Regions from separate parts of the Homo sapiens genome. Here region 2 is linked to region 1. A link is an interaction called in ENCODE POLR2A ChIA-PET data of the cell type or tissue named here. Cell type or tissue: GM12878. All regions are shown on one strand. Links, peaks and the distances in the headings refer to the core of each region. The heading gives the core; the rest is flanking DNA. Region 1 overlaps FFAR2 (free fatty acid receptor 2). Region 2 holds the start of SBSN (suprabasin).

Region 1 (10,191 bases), core at 1,737-6,736:
CTTTGGGAGGCTGAGGCAGGTGGATCACTTGAGGTCGGGAGATTGAGAACATCCTGGTCAACATGGGAAAACCCCGTCTCTACTAAAAATACAAAAAAATTAGCTGGGCATGGTGGCACATGCCTATAATCCCAGCTACTCTGGAGGCTGAGGCAGGAGAATCCTTGAACCCGGGAGTTGGAGGTTGCAGTGAGCTGAGATCACGCCACTGCACTCCAGCCTAGCGACAGAGCAAGACTCCATTTAAAAAAAAAAAAAAAAAAAAAAAGAAGCACCTTCAGGCTGGAGAAGCAGCGTAGCTAACACAAGTCCAGTCCTTGTGATGTGGCTGGTAGTTGGGGATGGCCAGGCTGAAGCAGAGAGTCCTAGAGAAATCTCGATACAAGCTTCAAAGCAACACCTAGACACTGCTCTAGCGGTTGATCCTGGAGATAAACCAACAAGAGAGAGATGGAAGAGAAATACTAAATGAGGTCAAAGAAGACTCAGAAAGGTTCTGAGCCTGGAGATGAGCAGGGAGGCCTCAGGGCTTAGACCTTTAATGATAGGGGTTTCCCTGCATTGGTTTGACCTGTTGCCTTTTTGATGTGCTCTGTTTGTTTTCATGTGTTGTCTTGTCTCCCCTGCTAAACTGGGAGCTGCCAGGGGTCTGGGTCTTATCTCCTTCCTCCATGGTACCCCACACAGGCCAGGATGTGGTTTGGTACCCAGCAATCAGAGATTGGCACTCCCTCATACAGGGGAAAGCAACCTGGTCTAGCAAATTGAAAATAAAGATGATAAAACTCTGAAGTGAATGTCCACAATTTTTGTAACACTGCTGCAAGCACAGGGAGGGCAAAAATAGGAGAGAGAACCAGATTCAGCAGCAAAGGGGAAAAGTGATGCATCTGAAACCACAGAAACATCTTAAGATAAAGAGGTGGTGTGGGCAAAGGAAGTGAGAGCACTGACGGAATCGTCTTTCGAGGGATGAATAGAGAGTCCGGACTTAGAAAGGATGCAGGGTGATTCCGATTCACAGTCATCTGTCTGCCACAGGGCCTTAAAACATGTCACCCTCCTGCTCAGAAACCTGCAGAGCTTTCCTATCATCAAAATGTTTCCTTGGCCAGTTGCAGGGGCTCATGACTGTAATCCCAGCACTTTGGGAGGCTGAGGTGGGAGGATCACTTGAGCCCAGGAGTTGGAGACCCACCTGGGCAACACAGTGAGACCCTGTCTCTCAATTTTAAAAATTTAATTTAAAAAGATGCGTCCGGCTGGGCACAGTGGCTCATGCCTGTAATCCCAGCAGTTTGGGAGGCCAAGGCGGGAGGATCGCCTGAGGTCAGAAGTTCTAGACCAGCCTGGCTAACATGGTAAAACCCCATCTCTACTAAAAAGACAAAAAAAATTAGCCGGGCATGGTGGTGCGTGCCTGTAATCCCAGCTACTGAGGAGGCTGAGGCAGGAGAATCACTTGAACCTGGGAGGCAGAGGTTGCAGTGAGCCGAGATTGCGCCACTGCACTCCAGCCTGGGCAACAGAGCGAGACTCTGTCTCCAAAAAAAAAAAAAAAAGTGCTTCCCCCAAGGAACTCATATTGTACCATTCTTTTCCTTGCTTTGTCCTCTCTCTCCCCTTCCAGTTCTACCTGCCTAGCTCATTTTTCCACAATAAGGACTCCTAGACCATTCTCTCTAGTTAAATGACCTCCAGCCCCTAACCTAGTAGTTTGCAACCCAGGCTGTACATCAGAATTACATGTGGAGGTGTGAAAATAATACAGAGAGCCACCTCCAACCTACTGACAGAATCTCTGCAGGTGGGGCCCCAGCAAGAGAGCTTTTCAAAAAAGCACCCCAGGTGGCCAGCTGGGGTCGCGAATCGCTGTCTTATCTCAGAAGCCAAATCTGTCCAAGAACTTGTTCTTCAAAAACCTTGCCTGCTTATTCATCCCCCCTCACCTCAATCCCACATTCTTCTACCTGTTTTTTTGTTGGTTTGTTTGTTTTTAGAGTTGGGGTCTCACTCTGTTGCCCAAGCTGGAGTGCAGTGGCACAATCATGGCTCACTGCAACCTCGAACTCCTGGGCTCAAGTCACCCTCCCGCCTCAGCCTCCCAAGTAGATGGGACTACAGGTGTACACCACCACACTCAGCTAATTATTTTATTTTATTTTGTGTAGAGATGGGGTGTTGCCCAGACTGGTCTTGAACTCCTGGCCTCAAGTGATTCTCCTGCCTTGGCCTCCCAAAGTGTTGGGATTACAGATGTGAGCCACCACACCTGGCCCTCCCCCATCTTCTGGTGCTTGCCTCTTCTTCACTTACAAAAATCCACTCAATATTCACTTTCTCCAGAAAACCTTTCCTTATTAGTCCCACTGAACTGAAAGCTCATTTTCTATTTTCCTCCTTCAAAAGAAGACTGGACAGGTGCCATAAGAACCCTGAATTCAGTGTCCATTCCACTTACTAAATGGATGGCCTGAAGCAAGCCACCTCCTCCAGCCTCTATTTCTAAATCATAGTGATTAGGATACTACATACCTCCCAAGATTATTCTGTGGATTAAAATAAGACTCTATGAATAAAATTGCTGAGAAATCATAGAATATTAAGTAGTTCTAAGATATAAATCCATGTACACAGATGTACCCTCACTTATTAGAAATATAATAAGTAAACATTAAAAATAGTGGAAATAATGCTGGGCATGGTGGCTCATGCCTGTAATCCCAGCACTTTGGGAGGCCGAGATGGGCAGATCACTTGAGATCAGGAGTTCAAGATCAGCCTAGCCAACATGGTGAAATCCCATCTCTACTAAAAATACAAAAAATTAGCCAGGCACGGTGGCAGGCACCTGTAATCCCAGCTACTCGGGAGGCTGAGGCATGGGAATCGCTTGAACCTGGAAGGCAGAGGTTGCAGTGAGCTGAGAACGTGCCACTGCACTCCAGCCTAGGCAACAGAGAGAGAATGTCTCAAAAAAAAAAAAAAATAGAAATAACATAGTAGGTAGTCAACTACGGATAGCATGGCAGTAATATGTTTTAAAAAATCTGGGATTCTCAGCTGACTGTACATGCACTATGAGTCTGTGATGTATTACAGCTGCCACAAAAGCTAATTTGATTGGATTACATGAAAAGAAATCATGTTGGCCAGGCACAGTGGTTCACGCCTGTAATCCCAGCACTTTGGGAGGCGAAGATGGGCAGGTCATGAGGTCAGGAGTTCGAGACCAGCCTGGCCAGCACGGTGAAACCCCATCTCTACTAAAAATACAAAAAATTAGCTGGGCATGGTGGCGTATGCCTGTAATCCCAGCTGTTTGGGAGGCTGAGGCAGGAGAATTGCTTGAACCCGGGAGGCGGAGGTTGCAGTGAGCCGAGATCACGCCATTGCACTCCAGCCTGGGCGACAAGAGCAAAACTCTGTCTCAAAAATAAAAAGAAAAGAAATAATGTCTAGACAAGTTGATGATACTGAGGCAGAGCAGGTGTGCTAAGTGGGGCTTGGCCCATGAGGGTTCTTGGTTTTGCCCAGGAAAGAATTCAAGGGCTAGCCGGTGGTGAAAGAAAACAGCTTTGTTGAAGCAGCCCTGTTACAGCTCCAGCCCTGTTGCAGCTCCGTGACTGCTCCTGCAGAGCAGGGCTACCCCACAGGCAGAGAGTAGCAGCTCAGGGCAGTTTTGCAGTCATATTTTTGCCTACTTTTAATTGCACACAAATTAAGGGGCAGTTAACACAGAAATTTCTAAGGAAAGGGTAGTAACTTTTGGGTTGTCAGGTCATTGCCATGGAAAGGGGTGGTAATGCCCAGGTGTTGCCATGGCCACAGTAAACATGGCACTCTGGCGGGCATGCTTTATGAAAAGCTGCTTCACCCTTTCCTTGTTTTAGCTAGTCCTCAATTTGGTCCAATGTCCAAACACCACCCCTGGGGTCAAGTCCCTCCTCCTACCTCCATAACCCCCATTCCACTTAGGTCTAATCAGCAGCAGGTTCAGAACTGAGCAACACATTCTCTTGTATTTTTTTTTTTTTTTTTTTTGAGATGGAGTTTCACTCTGTCACCCAGGCTGGAGTGCAGTCGCACAATCTCAGCTCACTGCAACCTCCACTTCCCAGGTTCAAGCAATTCTCCTGCCTCAGCCTCCCGAGTAGCTGGGATTACAGGTGCATGCCACCACGCCTGGCTAATTTTTGTATTTTTAGTAGAGACGGGGTTTCGCTATGTTGTCCAGGCTGGTCTTGAACTCCTGACTTCAAGTGATCCACCCGCCTCGGCCTCCTAAAGTGCTGGGATTACAGGCGTGAGTCACTACATCCAGCCTGAGCAACACATTTCTAAGAAGGACATTAACTCAGCCGGGCGCAGTGGCTCACGCCTGTAATCCCAGCACTTTGGGAGGCTGAGGCAGGTGGACCACCTGAGGTCAGGAGTTCGAGATCAGCCTGCCCAACATGGTGAAACCCCGTCTCTACTAAAAATACAAAAAATTAGCCGGGCGTGGTGGCAGGCGCCTGTAATCCCAGCTACTCGGGAGGCTGAGGCAGGAGAATTGCTTGAACCCGGGAGGCGGAGGTTGCAGTGAGCCGAGATCGTGCCACTGCACTCCAGCCTGGGCGGCAACAAGAGCAAAACTCTGTTTCAAAAAAAAAAAAAAGGACACTAGCTCAATGAATCAAGCCCAGAAAAATTAACCAAAATGTTTTGGAGATTTAAGACTGTATAACAATAGTAATAGCCGTAATAATAGAGCAAATTAAATACCAGGCACTGTGCCAAGAAGGGGCCTGAGAGGGTTAAGGTCACTTTTCAAGGCCAATAGGTGGCAGGGAGTTTGAATCCAGGTCTTTCTGAGCCTAAAGTGCATGCTGTTTTCACTGACACATGAGAAGGAAGTAAGAGAACACTGGCTGGGACAAGATAAGATCTTTTTTTTTTTTTTTTTTTGAGGCAGAGTCTCGCTCTGTTGCCCAGGCTGGAGTACAGTGGTGCAATCTTGGCTCACTGCAACCTCCACTTCCCAGGTTCAAGCAATTCTCATGCCTCAGCCTCCTGAGTAGCTGGGATTACAGGCGTCCACCACCATCCCTGGCTAGAAGATACACTCTATGAGCCACACAGGACAGAACAAAGACCACAGGTGGAAGAGGCACAGAGATACCTTTCAAATAGTTATGGCCATTTCAATGGAACTGACTATCTCAGCAAAGAAGTCACTCCCCAATTTCCAGGAATATTCAAGAAGGTAGCAAACATCTATCCTAGGACACTGAGGAAACTCACACAAATGAGGGCTGAACCAGTTTAATGACCACTTCCAACTCTACGATTCCCAGGTTCTTTTTTCTTTTCCTTTTTTTTTTTTTTTTTTTTTTGAGATGGAGTCTTGCTCTATCACTCAGGCTGGAGTGCAATGGCGGGAGTGCAATGGCACGATCTCGGCTCACTGCAACCTCTACCTCCGAGGTTCAAGCGATTCTCCTGCCTCGGCCTCCTGAGCAGCTGGGACTACAGGTGTGCACCACCAAGCCCAGCTAATTTTTATATTTTCAGTAGAGATGTGGCTCATGCCTGTAATCCCAGCACTTTGGGAGGCCGAGGTGGGCAGATTGTCTGAGGTCAGGAGTTTGAGACAAGCCTGGCCAACATGGTGATTCTCAGGTTCTTTAGGGGCACGACTTCTCTTACTAACCAGGAAAGTACAAAATGAAGTCATTTTGCTGGGCACGGTGGCTCACACCTGTAATCCCAGCACTTTGGGAGTCCAAGGCAGGCAGATCATAAGGTCAGGAGTTCGAGACCAGCCTGACCAACACAGTGAAACCCCATCTCTACTAAAAATACAAAAATTAGCCAGTTGTGGTGGCACGCGCCTGTAATCCCAGCTACTCGGGAGGCTGAGGCAGGAGAATCGCTTGAACCCGGGAGTCGGAGGTTGCAGTGAGCCGAGATTGCACCACTGCACTCCAGCCTGAGTGACAGAGCGAGACTCCGTATAAAAAAAAAAAAGAGTCATTTTGTTGTCATGGGGTTATAAGAAGATCGATCACTGGACCTGGTCTAAGACTTTCAAAGTGAAGCTGTAGCTGCTCACTTACAAGCATTTGACCTTCATCAAGTTACCTGACATAGCAGCCCATTTCTTCACTGGGAAATCAGTCGATCACCTGTTCAACAAATATGTATTCATTACCAACTCCAGGCCAGATACTTTTCTAGGGTCTAGGGATACAGAGCGTACAAAAGACAAGTATCTTCCCTGTTGGGACTTCCATTCTGGTAGGGGAACATAGTTTAAAAACAGGTAAACAAATAGATGAGCAAGGTGATTTCAGAGTGTGGCAAATGGAAAGTAGTTACAAAGGAACTGAAACAAGGTCATGGGAGAAACTATAAGGGGAGGTTGAGGAGGTTTAGAAGATCATTCTACTCTCTTGCTTCAAACCTTCACCTGGCTTCCAGAAGCTCTTAGAAGCTCATTCAAACTCCTTTTAGTGACCTAAAATACTTTGCACGGTCGGTCTTTTCAGGCAGCTGCTAGCCCGATGAAAACCCTGCGTGTTTGCATAGAAGTCTATGGTTTCTTAACTCTCATGCACATGGTCTCCTTGATCCTAACAAACATTCCCCTTCAGGTCCCTTCAGGTAGGCACAGCTGCCAGAATGATATTCTTAAAATGGAAATCAGATCATTCCAATATCTTGCTTCAAATCCTCGAATGACTTCTAGAGGCTCTTAGAATACAAATTCCTTTCTGTGACCTGGAAGCCCCTGCTCAGCTCCTCAACCTCATCTTCTTTCACTCTGTCCCCATTGATAGTATTCCAGCCCAGAGGTTCTCAATATGTGGCCTCTGAGCCAGCAGCTGCTGCATCACCTGGGAACAAGCCACTTGACACATCGGCCTGTTTCTTCATTTGGAAGTTGAATCTCCTAAGTTAGTGATGTTCAGCTGAGCCCTGAACAATGAAAGGGAGTTGACATACAAAGGCCCGCAGGAACATTCTGGAAACAGAAATTGCTGATGCAAAGGCTCTGAGGAGAGAGAAAACCTTAGCATCTCTCAAGGCCAGAGAGAAGGCCAGTGAAGGGCTCAAACAGGGGTTTTAAATGTAAGCAAATATTGGAACTACCTGAAGCGTTTGCTGAACCATAGATGACTGTCCTCACTTCCCCAGGACTTCAGAATCAGTAGGGATATTGGTCAGGGTTCTCCAGAAAACAGAACCGAGAGGACAGACAGATTACATAGACAGATAAGTAGATAGGTAGACAGATAATAGATTAGAGAGATAGAGAAAGAGAGAGAGAGACAGAGACAGAGAGATAAAGATACACAGGTAGGTAGTAGGTAGACAGATAATAGATTAGATAGATAGATAGATAGACAGATAGAGATAGATAGATATACACAGGTAGCTAGTAGGTAGACAGATAATAGATTAGATAGATAGATATGCACAGGTAGGTAGTAGGTAGACAGATAACAGAGTAGATAGATGATAGATAGACAGATAGATAGATGATAGATAGATAGATAGATATACACAGGTAGGTAGTAGGTAGACAGATAATAGATTAGATAGATAGATAGATAGATAGATAGATAGATAGATAGATAGATAGATGATAGATAGATGGGGGAAGGGTAGGAAGCCCTGATCTATTGCATTTGCAAATTTCTGTGGCACATACACTCCCACCAGGAATCATTGCTACCAATATGAAGATCTTGAACATGGGTTTGGCAAGAGATGCTAATAATGGGCTCTTATTATAATGTAATGAGCTCAGACATATCCCTGCATGCAACTCACAGTACATCTGCTCAAATGGCAGCCAGATCACATCTTCCTTGAGAAAACTTTCTCTTTCCCCACCAACGCTTCATGCAAGCCTCTTGCACAGTGCTTCCTATACAGTAAACACTAGTTAAATGTGGCTGGCTGGGCCTGCTCCAAAGCATCCGGGTGGCTGTATGATTGCACAGCTCCTCTGAACCCCCTGCCCCAAAGCAGGATGACAGATGGGTAAACAGAAATATTAGTGCCTGGTTAATGAATAACACAGACGGCAGCCTAGTGCCGCTACCAGGAAACAGGGGTGGAGGGATCTGACCTGGCCCAACCTGGGGGCCTGAGCAGCACGAAAAGGGAACCTGGCATTATTTCACTTCCCCTTTCTGGAAAAGATGCTCCTGGGCCCCTTCCTCAGAACTTCTCATCAGTCCGCACAACCAGAGCTCAGGTGCAGTGTGGCTTGGTGATGAATACTATGGTTGGAAAAGGAGGGATGGGGGCAGTGGGCATGGAGAGGGTCTGGAGGAAACACACAGCCATGATTCCAGCCTCACTCCCTTAAACGTCCTGCCTCTCAGCGCGGGGTCTGTGCTAGTTCTTCTTTTCGCCTTGCCCTGCCTCCTGTGGATAAGTGCTTTTGCCCCACTTTTTTTTTTCCTTTTCATTATTTATCTCTAATCACAGGAAATGAGGACATTTCTCATCTACAAATTGCACATCCCATCAGGAAATTGGGCCAAAGATCTCTAAGCCTTCAGAAGCGGTCATCCAGTAACCCACTTGGCAAAGTTTCAAAGGTCTGGGAAAGTAGATGCGAGGTCAAGCAGTGCGGGAGGGGAGCCAACTCTGCAAACGCTGGCCACGGCCAGCTGGCCACCAGCAGCTTACCCGAGGAGGGGTTGTCCAAGCTACATACTAACCCCGGTTCCCTCTCCCCAAACATTGTCCTCTGCCATCTGTCAGTCCGAGCTACGACCAGCCTCGAGAAAACAGAGTTAGGAAAGTAAACACACTGCTCCCAAATCTAGCTATTTTAAATAAAAAGCTCACCCATGTGGGCTGCAGTTGAGAATTTCTAAAGTGCCATGGCAAACATTACACCATTTGAGTTTCCACGGCGTAGCCTTCATTCATCCGCCAACATTTATGGAGGCCTACCATGTGTCAGGCCCTGTTTTAGGTGCTAAGGATACAGCAGTGAACAAAAAGGGTAAGATTCCTGCCCTCAAGCAGCTCCCATTGCTGGGCAGACAGGGAGAGCAAGACCCATAAGCAGGATCCTTTGCACTGGTGCTACGTGCTGTGAAGACGATAGAACCGAGCTGGGATAGAACATGACTCCCAGGAAGGGAGTAGGTGGTTACTTTTGAACACACAGCTTGAGCTTGAGAAGGCCATGCAAAGGTGATATTTGAGCTGGGACTAGAATGGCAAGGAGGAATCTTGTATGCCAAGAACTGGGGGAATAATGTCCCAAGCAAGGGGCTCCAGGCCTGTGCGAGGCCTGAACAGGCTGAATTTGTGCCGGGAAAAGAAACGCCAGGGTGGCTGCAGCTTAGTGACAGCTGAAAAGCCAGCAAGTGTCAGATCCCAGGGAGTCTCAAAGGCTTTTAAGAAGCACAACAGGCCGGGCGCGGTGGCTCACGCCTGTAATCCCAGCACTTTGGGAGGCTGAGGCGGGCGGATCACGAGGTCAGGAGTTCAAGACCAGCCTGACCAACATGGTAAAACCCCGTCTCTACTAAAAATACAAAAAAATTAGCCAGGCGTGGTGGCACACACCTATAATCCCAGCTACTCAGGGGCAGGAGAATCACTTGAACCCGGGAGGCAGAGGTTGCAGTAAGATGAGATCGCACCACTGTACTCCAGTCTTGCAACAGAGAGAGACTCCAAATCAAAAAAAAAAAAAAAAGAAGAAGCGCAACAGATATCCTCTCCCTACTTAACAACAAGAAAAGCTGAGGCTCAGCGATGCAAAGTGGCAAAGTGGCAAAGTGACACACGCAAGTCCTCAGTGAGATGGTGTTCTGGCCCCTCCTCCACGATTCCCGACTCCCTCTCAAAACCACAGGCACACTCTCTCTCAATCTTTACTTCACTGAGGAAGAGAAAAGAGGGCAGGAATCGTGACTCATGCGGTGTGCAGTTGTTTGGTATAGAAAGTTGGGGAGAGTGATGGAGACTGACCTCCATCGAGGTTCTGAGAAAGGAAAGGCATCGGGGGTGGGGTAAGATGCCTGGTGCTGAGAGCAGAGTAGAGACCAGCAAGAAACCTGGCTTCTAGGAGGAGTCGTGGCTGGGGAGAAGAAGGGGCCTGGGCTCCAAGAAAGTGATGGGAGGCCAAGGAGTCACCAAGAGCCGTCCCATGTTGTCCCGGGTCCACTG
Region 2 (10,191 bases), core at 5,192-10,191, 76 kb after region 1:
TCAGCCTGAAATCTCCAGCTCAACCCACCCTATGCCTCAGACACTCCGACTCCTTCAGCAAAGTAACAAGAAAAGACAAGGCCCTCCTGCCTCCCTGTCCATCCCTCCTTAGGGAGCCCAGGGGACCACAATGAGACAGCATAGTGTATCAAGTTTATTCACAAATCCCAGTACAACCCCCTTCAGGGATTTCAGAAACCTGTCCCCCACCCCCAACCCCTCCAGGTCATGTCAGCTGATGTGACAACGGCGACATTATTCTCCCAGCAAGGCCGGATGCCAGTTTAGGGCATGATGTTGGCGACGCTCTGGAAGAGAGAAGGAGAGCAGGGGTGAATGTAGGGTCCACAGTCATGACGGGACCCGAGACCTCAGCCCCGCCCCTCGGGAGAAGCACAAGGGGACTGGCTGCTCTGGCCCCGGAGTTATGTTCTGGGGAAGTTTCAGGAAGGTAGCATCTAAACTTAAGAACACAAGGAAGCCAGTCCCCACAGGCAGAGGGGCTGGGGCCTCTGCAGGAACCAACAAGCCTCGTGTGTTTAGCCTGAGAGGATGCTCTGCCGCCCCCATAGCCTGGGATACACAAGGGTGGGCCTTCCTCCTCCGTGATACACCCTCACCCTGGCCTGCACCAGGTCTCGGGCAGCAGATACAATAAGTGCAAAAAGAGGCTGGGTGCAGTGGCTTACGCCTGTAATCCCAGCACTTTGGGAGGCTGAGGAAGGAGGGGATCACTTGAGATCAGGAGTTCGAGACCAGCCTGGCCAATATGGTGAAACCCCTGTCTCTACTAAAAATACAAAAATTAGCTGGGCATGTTGGCGCACACCTGTAATCCCAGCCACTCAGGAGACTGAGATAGGAGAATCACTTGAACCCAGAAGACGGAGGTTGCAGCGAGCTGAGATTGCACCACTGCACTCCAGCCTGGGAGATAGAGTGAGACTCCGTCTCAATAAATTAAAATAAAGAAAGAGAGTCAGGAGTTTACTTTGAGCCCCAACTGGGAACCAGGATTCCATAGGAGCCTCTGCACTGGGGTGACCTTGCACCAGGGAGAGGACAAAGACACAGGCTCCCCCTCCCAGCATGAAGCAAAGGCATTTGCAGGAGGGTTGGGACAGGAGGGAAGCCAGTCAGCAAATGGGAATCGAGGAATGACAAGGAGAGAGAGGGAATGAGAACAGTCAGCAGCCCCTCCTCCCTCCCTGGCTCCCAGGGGCACCAGGGCCTGGGAGGTCTTTTCTGCCAGCTTGTGTTTGCCTTGGTGGAAATGAAAGGCACCCAAAAGATGAGGGCAGGGTGCAAAGGGGAGGGAGCAGGTGGAGAGAGGGAAGCCCAGGACTGGGTATCAGGTTGGAGGGTCTTTGCAGAGGCTGCAGGTCTGCCCGCCCGGGGAGCTGTCCAAACAGACACCGGGAAGGGGTCGGGGTGAGCGTATCTATCAGGACGCAGAGCAGAAAAGAGACACCATGGGGCACTCACCCTCCACAGGGCGGGAAGGTTGATGAAAGGCGTGTTGACCGAGGCCTGCAATTCAAGGACAAGAAGGTCAGTCTCCAGCGTCTGACCCACAGCCATGCTAGGGAACTCCCAGGGGCCTCCTCTCCCCTACCCCAGAGTCCGCGCTTACCCCAGAGGCTAACGGCGTGGTTGTGGCCCCTCCTTGATGGCTGGAAGATCCGCTTTGATGGTTGCCCTGTGGACAAAGCCCAGACTCTTGTTACAACCCCACAAACGCGGAGGGTCTCCCAGTTCCTTTTCCCCAGGGACCTGGTCCCCTCCAGGGTGACTGGGGCTGCGGTGGGAGGCACAGCTTAACCCACTGCCTCCTCACTGTCCAGAAGAAAACCCAAAGCCCGTGCTCGCGTGGGCATTCTGCCTCCTGCTGCCTTTTCCTCCCCAAAGCCCCTTTTAATTTCCTTAATGAAGTGCTCTCAGTCATGGAGGAGGGGCTGGTGGAAAGGGAAGGTAGAGGACCCGTGACAAACAATATCAGGACCTAGTTTAACCTCAGCCCTGACCTCAAATCTACCCTTCTATGCCCTGTCTAGCTGCATCCCTAACTCCACTGATCCTTGTCCTTAACCCAGCCCCAGACACTCAGCCATGCACCCCAGCAGTGCCCCCAACCCCGGCTGCTGTTGCCAGCCCCAAATCCTACAGTGCACCGTCCTCTGCTCGCGGCACCCTGCAGCCTGCCGTGCCCGCTCCTCTGCTGCGCCGTTCCTCCCCACCCACCCATCCCTGGCTCTGTCTGGCGGCAGATGTGGCTCTGGACTTCGACGTCTGAGCCAGTCACATCTTGCAGATCCAGGACCCCTCATGGAGCCTGGAGAGTGAGGGCGCACAGGAGTCCACCCTCTCCTGCTCCCCACGCTCCCTTCTTGGTGCCTGTTCTGTTGTGAGTGGTGCTATTTGCCTGCCTCCAGTCTCTGTTCCCTCTACATATTTTATTTTATTATTATTTTTTTTGAGACAGAGTCTCACTCTGTTGCCCAGGCTGGAGTGCAATGGTGCAATCTCAGCTCACTGCAAACTCCGCTTCTCGGGTTCAAGGGATTCTCCTGCCTCAGCCTTCTGAGTAGTTGGGATTAGAGGCGCCAGCCACCACACCTGGCTAATTTTTGTATTTTTAGTAGAGATAGGGTTTCACCATGTTGGCCAGGCTGCTCTTGAACTCCTGAGCTCAAGTGATCCACCTGCCTCGGCCTCCCAAAGTGCTGGGGTTAACAGGCATGAGCCACTGAACCTGGCCTCTGTTCCCCCTACATAAATGGGTAAGAGAAACCTTCCAGAAAACCTCTCCTGGCTGGGCAGTGCAGGGGAAGAGAACCCTGGCCTGCCCTCTGCCAAAGCTGGGCACTAGCCACAGGACTTTGGCACGTCCCCTAACCTCTCTGAGCCTTTGTTTCCTTATCTGAGAATCAGGGCGTCAGCAGCCTCATCTTGACCACATCAGAGGGTAGTTACAAAGATTACACAGGCCAAGGCTCATCTCCGAAAGCTATTCCTCATGCTCACTCTCCTAACCAGGTTTTGTCAACACTCAGTCCCTTTGCACTATACTAGATCTTGATCTCAGGAACTGTTTCCCATTCCCCAGGAAGGGCTTCATGGGCCCCACTTGAGGCCCCCTTAACCAGGAGGGCAGCTCCCTGAAGGTGGGACAGGGTGCCCGCCACCCTGTCTGATACGTGCTTTGCAGATAAGGTGGCTCACCCCATCTGACCAGCTGCCACCAGCTCCTTTGTAAGGGAGATGGGGAAGGGGGAGGAACCCAGTGATATAGCTGCCCAAGCTTCTTTCACCAAACAAAGGCTACGCGGACCCCCCCGCCCCGCCAAATGTCCCAGGGGTTTAACCTTTCCCTCCCCCAACCCCCCTGTCCCCCATCTCCCCATCCCTGTTCACCTACATTCAGCAGCTGGTTGGCCTCCTTGCTGGCTTGGTTGACCCCATTATGAGCATTCTGCAGCTCCTTCCCGGCCTGGCCAGCAGCATGGTGGGCACCTTGGCCAAGCTTCTCCACTTCCTTTCCAGCCTGGTCAGCAGCATGGTTGACCCCTTGGCCAAGTTTCTCTGCTTCCTTCCCAGCCTGGTGGACCCCAGTGTGGAACCCTTGGACCGCTTTGTCTGCTTCCTTCCCGGCCTGTTCAAGGGTATGGTGAACTCCCTGGCCAAACTGCCCTGCCTCCTTCCCGGCCTCGTGGACCCCAGGTTGGACACCATGAACTGCTATGTCTCCCTCTTTCCCAGCCTGCCCTGCTGTGTGGTGAATGTCGTGGCCAAACTGCCCCGCCTCCCTTCCAGCCTGACTAACGCCATGATGGAGGCCTTGGACCACTCTGTCTTCCTCCTTCCCCACCTGCGAGGCAGCATGGTGGACACCCTGGCCAAACTTCTCTGCTTCCTTCCAGGCCTCATTAACCCCATGGTGGACCCCATGGCCGAGCTTCTCTGTTTCCTTCCCAAACTGACTGGCAGCATGGTGGACCCCCTGGCCAAACTTCTCTGTCTCCTTCCAGCCCTCACTGAGACCATGGTGGACCCCCTGGCCAAACCTCCCAGCCTCATTTCCGGCCTGCCCCGCAGCATGGTGGGCCCCCTGGCCAAATCTCCCTGCCTCATTTCCGGCCTGCCCCGCAGCATGGTGGGCCCCCTGGCCAAACTTCTCTGCCTCCTTCCCAACCTGACCAGCAGTATGGTGGACCCCCTGGCCAAACTTCTCTGTCTCCTTCCAGCCCTCACTGAGACCATGGTGGACCCCCTGGCCAAATCTCCCTGCCTCATTTCCGGCCTGCCCCGCAGCATGGTGGGCCCCCTGGCCAAACTTCTCTGCCTCCTTCCCAACCTGACCGGCAGCATGGTGGATCCCCTGGCCAAACTTCTCTGTCTCCTTCCAGCCCTCACTGAGACCATGGTGGGCCCCCTGGCCAAATCTCCCAGCCTCATTTCCGGCCTGCCCTGCAGCATGGTGGACTCCCTGGCCAAACCTCCCAGCCTCATTTCCGGCCTGCCCTGCAGCATGGTGGACTCCCTGGCCAAACCTCCCAGCCTCATTTCCAGCCTGCCCTGCAGCATTGTCGACTCCCTGGCCAAACTTCCCTGCCTCACTTCCCGCCTGGTTGGCCCCGTGATGGACCCCATGATGGATCAGTTTGTCTGCCTCCTTCCCAACCTGTCCAGCAGCGTTGTTGACCCCATGGCCAAGCTTCTCTGCTTCCTTTCCTGCTTGTCCAATACCATGGTTGATCTCATGGGCAACCTTGTCCATGCCGTGGTTGAGCCCCTGGACGCCTTTGTCCAACTCCTTGCCGGTGTGGCTCCCCATGTTGCTAAGTCCGTTGAAAACCTTCTCCACTTCCCTTCCGGCATGCGTGATTCCACTGTTGATGCCATCCAGGGCCTTGCCCACCTCTCTCTCTGCATTGCTCAGCCCTCGGTTGATCCCTTCAATGACCTTCTCAATGGGGTCATCGCTGGCCGCCCATCCAGACAGGGCCCCCAGTAGCAGAAGGAGGGAGCAGGAGCCGACCAGACGTGCAAGATGCATATTGCTGGGAAGGTCGGGAAGGATGCAGAGAGGAGCCAGGGAAGCCACGCTGCTATTTATCCTCTCTCCCTCTCGCCCTCTTCTCCACCCCTCATGACTCAATTACCCCTGTGAGGCACTGAGTTGGTCTTCAGTCAAGGAGGTGTTTCCCAGGGAGATTTGGAGTTGAGCAATGGAGAGGAGGAGGAAGAGAGGGTGAGTCATGGATGGAGAAGAACTCTGGCATCTTTGCTCCTTGCCCTCCACCCCAGAGATGGGTGTCTGCCCTTCCAACCACCTCCTCTTTCATTCCTCACCCACTGTCCAGGCCTCCTCTCTCGCAAACCCACCTTCCACCATGCTCCATCCCTGGGATGCAGGCAATTCTTCAACACCTCACTCCTCTCAGGCATCTAAGCCTCCAGCTCCCCAGGCAGTGAGGGGCTAGAATGATGGGAGGCACCGTCTGGAGAGGGGAGAACACTAGGTGGGATGAAGGAGTCATCAGACCTCGTTCTTGTGGGCCAGCCCCTGCCCTCACTCATTCCATTCCAGCCACACAGGCCTTCTCCCTGTTCCACAAACACACCAAGCTCATTCCTGCTGCAGGGCCTTTGCACATGCTCCTCTCTCTGCCTGGAATGCAGAACCCAGATCTTCACGTGGCTGGCTCCTCCTCATCCGTACTTGACTTAAATGCCAACTTCGCAAGAAAACCTCTCCTGACCATAACATGGCATTAATTATACTCTGTAGTATCACCCTTTTGTTTTCACAGAAAAAAAAAATCTGAAATTACCTTTATTTTTTATTGCCTGTCTCACCTACTAGCAATGTAAATTGGTCGTGTTGATCACTGCTGTATTCCTAGCTTCTTGAACACTGCCTGGGGTTCAGTAAATATTTATTGACTGGACAAATGGATGGATTCGAACAGGCCAAGGAAAGAGACTCCGAGCCCGAGTCTGGGTCTCACAGGGTGCTGGAGGGAAGGGCGCCTGGGTCGCCAGGGCAGCATAGAGTCCCTTGTGGAGTGCCGCAGATTTTGGAGGCAGGATCCCATTCCTGTCGCAGAACCCAGACCTCCTGCCTCCCAGCCCTTGGGCAAGGGCAGGGGGCTGATTGCCACGAGCTGGAACAGGACGCAGTGTCTCCTGAAAAGCCGGTTGAGGCAGCCACGGGGAGGGGCCGAAGACCCAGGGCAGCAGGAGCCTGTGAGCCAGAACCTGGGCTGGGGCCAGGCCCTCATCCTTCCTGCCCTCCCGACATGGGGCCTCCTAAGCCCCAACCTGAAGCCCCAAGTGTTGACATATTGGCTCGGGTTGGAGGGGAAACAGCTGAGAGTCTGGCCTCAGGCATGAAAAGGGCATCGGAAGGAAGGGCAGGTGGTGGTGGGCAGGCTTGGGGCAGCAGATGCATCTAGAAGCCAGTTGGGAGGGAGGCTAAGACCAGAACGAGAGCCAGTGGGTGGGTACAGTAGGTGCAGGGGTGAAAGATATTTGGGTTTTGGTGCCAAGGGGAGAGACTGAGAGAGGGGTGGAGGTGGGATTGCTGGTGGGAAGGCCAGGCAGGAACAATGTGCAGGGTGTGAGCAGCTGGAGGTGGCAGAGCTATGTGTGTGGGTGCCCAGGTGTGGCGAGAATCTGCACGTGTTTTCAGGCTTTGCTCAAACAAAGGCGCCAAGGCCCACTCCCCTCAGAGGACCCGGGGTTCCTCTCCAGCTCCTGGACACTTGACTCCACCCAAAGACAGGCATCCCAGGACAGATATCCAGAAGCTTCTGCCTTCTCTGGGCTCTGCCTATAGAGGGTGACTAAGTGTGCCACCTCTCCAAGCTTGAGCTCATCAAATCTGTTTCCCGGTTTCACACTCCAGGGACAAAGCCAAATTCCTGGGCAAACTCAGGTGTGGTTTTTCTGCCCTGGTCCAGGGCCGAAATGATGGAGTTTCCCATACCAGGAGGTGGCTGGGCAGAGAAGAGTGGGTGATGAGTGTCAGAATCCTAACCCACCCAGAGATCAAGAGGTGGGATTTCTCCCACTTTGAACTGTGTTCCATCTTCTTTTTGTGTTTTTGGAGGGAGAGTCTCACTCTATCCCCCAGGCTGGCATGCAGTGGCATGATCTCGGCTCACTGCAACCTCCGCCTCCCGGGTTCAAGTGATTCTTCTGCCTCAGCCTCCCGAGTAGCTGGGATTAGCCGGGCACCTGCCATGATGCCCAGCTAATTTTTGTACTTTCAGTAGAGACGGGGTTTCACCATGTTGGCCAGGCTGGTCTCGAACCCCTGACCTCAGGTGATCCGCCCACCTCGGCCTCCCCAAGGGCAGGGATTACAGGCGTGAGCCACTGTGCCTGGCCTGAACTGTGTTCCATCTTCTCTATCCCTCTCCACCCCATCCTTTCATCTTCTGCCAGCCTCAGTCCCTCTCCTCTGTCTCTCTATTCCCATGTGGCACGATTCGATTCAGGACTTCAGCATCTGGCTCCATAACTGAGAATGGCCTGGAGTTGTCCTTTCTTTATTTTATTTATTTTTTTTATGAAGTATCACTCTGTTGCCCAGGTTGGAGTGCAGTGGCAATCTCGGCTCACTGCAACCTCCGCCTCCCAGGTTCAAGTGATTCGCCTGCCTCAGCCTCCCGAGTAGCTAGGATTACAGATGCATGCCACTACACCTGGCTAATTTTTGTATTTTTAGTAGAGATGGAGTTTCACCATGTTGGCCAGGCTGGTCTCAAACTCCTGACCTCAGGTGGTCTACCTGCCTCGGCCTCCCAAAGTGCTGGGATTACATGTGTGAGCCACTGCACCCAGCCAAAATCAGCCCCTTTTGAATCCTGGTTTTGTTGAGGTTATATTTTTCACCTCCTTGATTGTACACCAAAATGTAGCTCCCTTTGTTTAATTAATCATCTGTGTTTTGGTCTCGGTTCGTTAAAACCTCCTCACCTGTACACTTAGTTTACTTTCTTCTCCCAGGCCATCAAAGCAGGAGAGCCTCACCCTGCCCTGGTCCCATGGCAGGTGCTTGGCAAATGAATTTCTCATGGATGTTGGCGGAAGGAAGAGGTTATGTCATTCTGCCCCTTCTTGCATCCATCCCTCTCTGGGATGGTGACTCCTTCCTGGCACAAACCCCCACTCCCCCTGAACCTTGGTCACAGCTGCGTGTCAACCTGCTGTGCAGGTGATGGTGCCTGCCTGTGAGTCACTGAGGTGCAAGCAAACCCCTACCCCGGGGCTGCAGGGGAGGGAGCTGTTTGTCCACTTGTTCTTTGTCAGACGTTCATTGAAAACCTGCTTTGTATTGTTCTAAGTGCTGGAGGCACAGTCGTGAACAAACAAACAAGAACAGGAGCCCTGTGAGGGGCTTAGAGCCCAAGGGGGAGACATCGAACAAATAAACCAATCAGTAGATCATGACAAACTACATGAAAAGCTACAAGGAAAAGAATGGGTGCTGCGAGAAGATATAACGTGAAGAGTTTGATAAGATTGGCGATCAGGGCCGGGCGAGGTGGTTCACGCCTGTAATCCCACCACTTTGGGAGGCCGAGGCAGATGGATCACCTGAGGTCAGGAGTTTGAGATCAGCCTGGCCAACATGGTGAAACCCCGTCTCTACTAAAAATACAAAAACAAAAAAAAAATTAGCTAGGTGTAGTGGCGCACGCCTGTAGTCCCAGCTACTCAGGAGGCTGAGGCGGGAGAATCACTTGAACCCAGGAGGCGGAGGTTGCGGTGAGCTGAGATCGCACCATTGCACTCCAGCCTAGGCAACAAGAGCGAAACTCTGTCTCAAAAAAAAGAAAAGAAAAGAAAAGATTAGCGATCAGATGAAACCTGAGGAATTGACATTTATTCATTCAGGTATAGTTTATTGGGCTAACGCCTTTTTCAGACAGGGTCTTGCTCTGTCTCCCAGCTGGAGTGCAGTGACACAATCACAGCTCACTGCAGCCTTGACCTCCTAGGCTCAAGTGATCCTCCCACCTCAGCCTCCCTAATAATTGGGACAACAGGCATGCACCACCACACCTGGCTACTTTTTTTATTTTTTGTAGATACAGGGTTTTGCCACATTGCCCATGTTGGTCTCAAACTCCTGGACTCAAATGATCCTCCCACCTCAGCCTCCCAAAGTGTTGGGATTACAGGCATGAGCCACTGCGTCCAGCCCACAAACACCTTTCAGGTGCCAAACACTTTTCTTGTCAATGGGATACAGAAGTGACATAGATGACGTCCCTGTCCTCTCAGAGCTTACAGTCTGGTGGACAGAGACAGTTGGCAAGAAAACAAACAATTTTTAGAGAGACATGTGCTCTAAGGAAAATAAAAACATAGACAGTGTAGCCCTAGAGAAATTTTGCACACTGAAGCATAACTCAGAATGGAGAAGTCAGACAAGGCTTCCTGGAAGATGGGCAGAAATTGGGAAGGGGGTGACGGCTGACAGTGACAGAGAAAGGAGGGAACTTAGATGCAGAGTGTAGAAAGCCTCTCTTAAAGGGTGGGAAACCAAGAGGCAGCCAAGGGAAGCCCTGGGTGGGCCTTCCAGGCATACGGAGGCAGCAAGAGTCACTCCACTGGAGAATCCAAGGGACAGCATGGAACCTGTGTGCTTCAAGAGACAGAGAAGAGGAAAGGGCTTTCAGGAACAGTGTAAAAGGTGGGATTCCAGGCTGGGTGTGGTGGCTCGCTCCTGTAATCCCAGCATTTTGGAAGGCCGAGGTGGGAGGATCGCTTGAGCCCAAGGGTTCTAGACCAGCCTGAGCAAAAGAGTGAGACCCTCTCTCTACAAAAAAATAAAAAGTAAAAATAGCCTGCAGTGGTGGCTGCACATGTAGTCCCAGCTACTCAGGAGGCCGAGGCGGGAGGATCGCTTGAGCCCAGGAGTTCAAGGCTGCAGTGAGCCATGATTGCACCACTGCACTCCAGCCTAGGAGAAAGAGTGACACCCCGTCTCAAAATAAATAAACAAATGATAATTTTAAAAAGTGGGATTCCATTCCAGACGGCAGTGCGTGGCCGTGGAACGGTGATGCATAGCGTGCTGACGTCCCATGCCTCTACGGGGATGGGATGCGATGGTGTCAGGCCTCTGGCTTGGGCGCCGCCCCTCGGCGACGTCACTGGGTACTGTGACGTCAC

Evidence for each region. Peaks named below come from ENCODE experiments on the same cell type or tissue, not always from the same donor. Only the 100,000 strongest peaks of a DNase experiment are listed, where the experiment ranks them.
Region 2: POLR2A ChIA-PET joins it to region 1 with 6 read pairs; 2 of 35 experiments call an interaction of 5 or more read pairs at or near these places.

Annotation. Positions count from the first base shown.
Region 1 is chr19:35,450,976-35,461,166 of GRCh38, forward strand. It overlaps FFAR2 (free fatty acid receptor 2), which reads left to right. Exons shown (of 2, transcript NM_001370087.1): 2 at 1-792. Among named protein-coding and RNA genes, the nearest start is that of FFAR2, 7.8 kb to the left of the region's middle. RefSeq lists enhancers at 6,180-6,309, 9,464-9,583 and a silencer at 7,861-8,040. In GM12878, for the core only: no CTCF peak of the experiment used is centred there; a DNase peak (open chromatin) is centred at 6,396; H3K27ac peaks cover 1,459 bases.
Region 2 is chr19:35,523,226-35,533,416 of GRCh38, forward strand. It overlaps SBSN (suprabasin), which reads right to left and starts at 5,086. Exons shown (of 4, transcript NM_001166034.2): 1 at 3,419-5,086; 2 at 1,634-1,699; 3 at 1,486-1,530; 4 at 142-308. The coding sequence starts at 5,056. The coding sequence ends at 285. RefSeq lists enhancers at 1,996-2,668, 3,790-4,291, 5,737-6,237. In GM12878, for the core only: no CTCF peak of the experiment used is centred there; no DNase peak of the experiment used is centred there; H3K27me3 peaks cover 671 bases.